Regions from separate parts of the Mus musculus genome. Here region 1 is linked to region 2. The links are chromatin loops, found by intact Hi-C in ENCODE. Cell type or tissue: left cerebral cortex. All regions are shown on one strand. Each heading gives the region's core, and the rest is flanking DNA. Links, peaks and the distances in the headings are about the cores only.

What was found. Hi-C counts contacts between places; a loop is a spot of excess contacts. Peaks named below come from ENCODE experiments on the same cell type or tissue, not always from the same donor. Only the 100,000 strongest peaks of a DNase experiment are listed, where the experiment ranks them.
Region 1: it touches region 2 in a loop (9-fold over the local background); 2 of 42 quality-filtered maps call a loop at or near these places.

The regions. Positions count from the first base shown.
Region 1 is chr8:43,254,717-43,257,642 of GRCm38, forward strand. No RefSeq gene overlaps it. Among named protein-coding and RNA genes, the nearest start is that of Zfp42, 51 kb to the right of the region's middle. In left cerebral cortex, for the core only: no CTCF peak of the experiment used is centred there; a DNase peak (open chromatin) is centred at 1,168.
Region 2 is chr8:43,185,728-43,188,653 of GRCm38, forward strand. Triml2 (tripartite motif family-like 2) reads left to right here. Exons shown (of 8, transcript NM_001381929.1): 5 at 1,844-1,984. Among named protein-coding and RNA genes, the nearest start is that of Triml2, 6.7 kb to the left of the region's middle. In left cerebral cortex, for the core only: no CTCF peak of the experiment used is centred there; no DNase peak of the experiment used is centred there.

The sequences.
Region 1 (2,926 bases), core at 229-2,728, 69 kb after region 2:
GCACATGACTCAAGGACATACCCTAGAAAGGGCAGCGACCACTAGACCCTCAGATGCTGTCAGGGAACGGGTGACTGGGTCATAAGAACAACCAGTCATCCTCCTGGAGTGGTTTTCTATGTGACAAAGAAATTGACTTTCTGGTACCAGGCTGAAGCCATGAGCACAAGGAAACTCAGGAGACTTTCTGCTCCCAGTTAAGTCTTCTCTTCTAATAATTTTAATACCCATCTTGAGTTTTGCAGATGACATATCTGGGACACACAAGCTATCCCCTTTGCTATGTCCTATCTGAACTCCTGACCAGTCAAAGCTATGAAATACTAACAAGTATTATTATTATTTTAGACCAATAAATTTGGTGCAATTTCTCTTAGAACATTAGGTAACTAATGTACCGTTTATAGCACAGCTTCTACGAATCTCATGATATTTTATCCTTGTTTTCTGGTGTTGGCCTTAAATGATGTCTACACCGTCTCATAGTAATCTATAGATGTGCCCTCCAAGGAATTCTAGATTTGGACTTTGGTATGGACACCCTAGATAAGTAATTTTAAAACTCTTTCTTTGGGGGTAGGGGTGGGGCTAGGGAAGGGTACTTTCTTTGTATTGATTTGTTTTCTGGTATGTGTGTGTGTGTGTGTGTGTGTGTGTGTGTGTGTGTGTGTGTGTGTGTGTGTGTGTGTGTGATGGTTAGAGCTGGGAGTAAACCAAAGGCTAGGTATGTGCTCTACTACAGAGCTATATTCCAGCCCTGAAACTGTCTTAATAACTGTATTTTGTATCACATACCTTTATCTTAAATAATTTTACATTTGCATTATTTCTACATTTAATTTTCTGTCTTAATCATTGATGTGTATATTTGTATTGACTACATTTAGGGAAAGGGAAAATGTAGACGTGTATTTCAAGACTTTCAAATTTTGGGGCAACATTCTATTTTTATTTTAAAATAGTGAACACTATAAGAAATATGTCAAAATATGCCAAAAGGTAAATCTTAAATAAAATGTGATCACAATTCCAATGTAAATACTAAATAAGCTTAAGGGAAGATTCTATTTAATTTATTAATGTGTGAAGAAGCATAAATCCTAAGCAACGGCATACAGAACCAAGCAACCCACATACATGTCACATAAGGAATGAGGAATGCAGGGACGGAATTGCAAGCAGATGCCTGGACGCAAAATCTGGCAGACTAGCTTGATCTGCATACACATCAATAGCTGCAAGATCACCAATAACATTCCAAGGGACAAAATTTGCATTTCATGGACGAGAAAAATTTACGTTACCATCATTCTTTTTTACTTTCCTCACATGATATCGGCAATTTTAAAAGAAGCCACTGCATTGTAGAATACCTCTAAATCTATGTCTTTTTTTTTCAAATATCGTCCTTGAGGTTAGATTTATAATAAACATTTGGTGTGTGTGTGTGTGTGTGTGTGTGTGTGTGTGTGTGTGTGTGATGCTAGGAATTAAACCCAGGGTCTCATGCACATAACATAATCACATTACCAAGTGTGTCTATATCGCCAGCCCATATAGACATTTTAATAAGTGTATTTCCTAGGCAGTGTTAAAGGTAAAACCCTTTTTGTTAAACAGGTAGATGGCAGCATCATTGGCACTATATAAACAACACTCCAGTGACTAACTGGAGTAGGTGGGGGTTTTTCTTTCTTTCTTTTTACATTTTTTAAAATATATATTTTTTAAATTATTATTTTATGTGTTTGGGTGTTTTGCATGCATGTACCATGTGCATGTTGATCTCAGAGGCCAGAAGAGTGTAGTGGGTCTGAAACTGAAGTCACAGATTGTTGTGAGACACTGGGTGGGACCTAGGAATTAAATGTTAAGTCCCCTGAAGAGCAGCCAGTGCTCTTTTTTTCTTTTTCTTTTAAGATTTTATTTGTCTAATATATGTGAATACACTGTAGCTATCTTCAGACACACCAGAAGAGGGCATCGGATCCCATTACAGATGGTTGTGAGTCACCATGTGGTTGCTGGGAATTGAACTCAGAACCTCTGGAAGAGCAGTCAGTGCTCTTAACCACTGAGCCACCTCTCCAGCCCCAACCAGTGCTCTTATCCTTTGAATCTTGTTTTATGGTTTTTGAGATAGCTGGAACTGGCCTCAAATTAGCTTTGTAACCCAGGCTGACCTTGAACTCCTGAGCCTCTGGCCTAGACTACCAAATGCTGAGATTACAATCACACTGTACCACGCCCTGTTACTCTGATTTCTCCCCCCATTAATTGCTATTATATTTTATTTTTGCTTGTATCTCTTTTTGTCTACTCAGTTTTTAATGAGTATACTTTCCCAGAAAGCTTCTGCACCCTGATTTCTCATTTTCTACCTATTTTATCTCTGGAGTAACATTTAGATTTTTATACTTTTTAGGATCAAAAACTAAGCCATGTGCGTTGAAGCTATGTAAAATATTTTATTTTTAACTTAGGGGAAAAAAGATTGATAGAAATGGACTCATTGGAAGATTAAAATCCAATTTAAGTTTTTCATAACTTTCTTCTCGAAATAAATATTTTAAGATGATAGAATGAGTGACTTACAGAGTACTCATCAAACCCTTCATCTTCTTATTAGCCTGATAACATAGACTTTGTTGTGGTATTCATTTTCTAGATGATGAAATGGAGGTAGAGTGTACCAAAATAACTCTCTCAAAGCTAGGAAGGACCATGTCGGGCAGGAAGGAAGAGACTTGTGCTTGTCTCTCTCTGCATCTCCTGACATGAGTGGGTTGGCAATACTCTTTGTACTAAAATGTTTGCCTGTGTATTGTTAATATGCTATTATAGTTGTTTTTATTGTCAATTTGCTACAAATTAGAATCTCCTGAGTAGGAAGTCTTACCTGAAGAAGTGTCCAAAGTTGCCTTCA
Region 2 (2,926 bases), core at 133-2,632:
CAGTTCTTTCATAAGATACTGTTTGAACACTCATATAAATAGAGAAGCAAGGAAGGAAAGAGGCCCATACATTTATTTGTATATATTCATTATCTCATATTACAGTGTTAGTATACCTAAAACCATGGAAAGACACATGGCTAAGACAGCATTAATATTGTTTCCATGCAGAGCCACGTTGAGAGAATTAACCTCAGAAGACTCCCAGGGATTTTATTAATGGTCTAGTAGTTACTAGCTTTTGGGTAGCCTTGGGCCCCTGTGGCTCAGTGTCTAACCTCATTTCTTTAGCTGTGAAATGGAAATAACAATGGCCTCTGGTTCATAACGTTGCTGTGAGGCTTGACTGAGATCATCTACAGAGGGCCCCTAGACAGTGCCTTGTACATTTTCAGCAGTCTACAAATAGCAGGCACCATTATTACAGTTGGGATCTTTAATAGCAACGGGAGATTAAATGTAAACTATAGCCTTCTATAAGAGGCTTGCAGAATTGGCTGCAGCTGTACTATGGCGTGCTACTTGTCATGAGGGCTAGCTGGCATGACTGTGCGTCAGTGAGGAACTCTCCAACACAGAAGTGATTTCCCAAATGAGAAGAAAAAAATAAAACCTCTAGTATTGGGTTTTCTTTTTCCTAATTGATGCAACCATAATCAGGTAGAATACATTTAGAAAGATAAAAAGGAAAACCAGTTATCAATGGCCTCATTATTTAAGCATCTCTGCTAATTATTGATTAAAGTATCAATTTTTAAATTTGTTTTTAAGTAGGCAGCCAGGCATGCTGATACATGCCTGTAATCCTAGCACCCTGAAGGCAGAAGCAGGTTAATCTATGAGTTCAAGGCCAGTCTGTACTACATAGTGAGTTATAGAACAGCCAGGGCTATGCAAAGAAATGCTGTCTTTTAAAAAACAAAACAATACAAAACCAAAAGAAAGTGTTTTTGAGATAGTCTCACTACTTAGCTCCAGTTGGCCTCAAACTTGCTTTGTAGACAGGTTGGCCTTGAACTGACAAAGACGCCTGCCTCTGTCCCCTAGGGCTGGAATTAAAGGGATACCACGCCCTAAGTGATAATTTTAATTCATGATGAAACATTCAAGTTTGGAACAAAATGTCACACCAGAAAGTGCGTGGCGTGTTTTGGGTGCCATGTTTGTTAATCTGAGTAAAGAGATTTCATGGACAAATGCCTACCTAACTTTGCTATATTAAACAGTAAGCGTAAAATTGCATTTCTTTGTTTATTTAGAAAGGAAATCTCCCTCTGTGGTCACTGCTAGCCTGAACTCATGATCTTCCTGCATCTTTTCTCCACATCTCAAATTCGGGCGTTACAGTTTTGTGCTGGACCACCTGGCCTCAGGTTTCTATTGAAAGGCATTCTGCTCCACGGAGAAGCGGGGCGTTACCTGATTATGTCCTCTCCTAAGACATTCAGCAATTCAGGTTTCCTGGCCAAGGTTCAATCAGTAAATAAAAGGGCATAGTGATGTCTTTAATCCCAGCACTTGGGAGGCAGAGGCAGGTGGATTTCTGAGTTCGAGGCCAGCCTGGTCTACTGAGTGAGTTCCAGGACAGCCAGGGCTACACAGAGAAACCCTGTCTCGAAAAACCAAAAACCAAAAACCAAAACAAAACAAAAACCTATCAGTTGTTAAGAGTACTATCTACTCTTCCAGAGGACCTGGGTTCAATTCCTAGCACCCACAACATAGCTGACAAGTGTCTGACTCCAACTCCAGGGTATTTGACACCCTCACAGACATACATGTAGGCAAAACACCAGTTCACATAAAAAAAAGGTACAGAGTTCATGAGGAGATGCATCTGCAGAGACTTAGTCACCTGGGGAGAGAGAACATGGAAAAACTGAAGGCGAGTGAAGTCCGGCTTGGTGAGCACCTGCGCAGCCTCCAGACGATGATCACGGACCTCGAGAAGAACTGTGGGGAATCTGCCGTTGCACTGCTCCAGGTAAGCCTGAGGAAAGCCATTCCTCAACAGCATTTGAGGACTGCAGAGTGAAGAGACTCATTAAGGGTCCCTTCCTGAATGCCGGGTCCAGTGATCTTCAAGCCAGTGTGAAAGCTAAGCAGCCATTGTCGCCCTGCTAAAAGCACTATGAATACTGTCGATGGTCTGTAAATCAGTACAGACGTAGGGGAAGCATTGAGCTTCCTCAATGCCCACTTTGGGCATATGTCTGAAGAAAACTAATGTGCCAAAGAAACTTTTACAGTAGTAGGAACAGGTAAAGATATGTGATTCATATAACTCATATATAAGATGTTGCTTATTCGTGAAAAAGACAAAGTTATAATTATAATTAAATTTTATGTAATATATATTAAATAATATGTAATTATATATGGCATATAATATATTATAATTTAGATGAAATTTGGGATCCTTATGTTAATTGTTGGCATAATAAGCCAAGCATAGAAAGAAAAGTAGAAGATTTGAATTCCTACGTAGAACTTAAATTGATGTCATAGAAGCTGACAGACTGATGATTAACAAAGACTGGGGAAAACTGGAAAGGGTGATGGCAGGGGAGGTTGACTGGTCCATACTGAATTAGAGGTCAAAGCATAGAGAGATCAGTGACAGGTATAATAAGCCCTGGAGTTTTTCTATACATGGGCATAACAACCTGAAAATGATAATATACTGTATTTCTTCTTATTCAAAATGAGTCCTTGAATGCTAGGGGATTTCTATGAGTTCAAGCCATTCTGATCTACATAGCCAGTTTCAGTCCAGCAAAGCTACATATAGTAAGACCTTGTCTCAAAAAATAAGACACAGTTCTGATATGTTTTGATCATGTTGAAGGCCCTCAAACTCTTAAGACAGCTGTTTCTCCTTCATCCAGCAGCTTAGCAGTTTCTAATAATCCCATGACTGGGATTG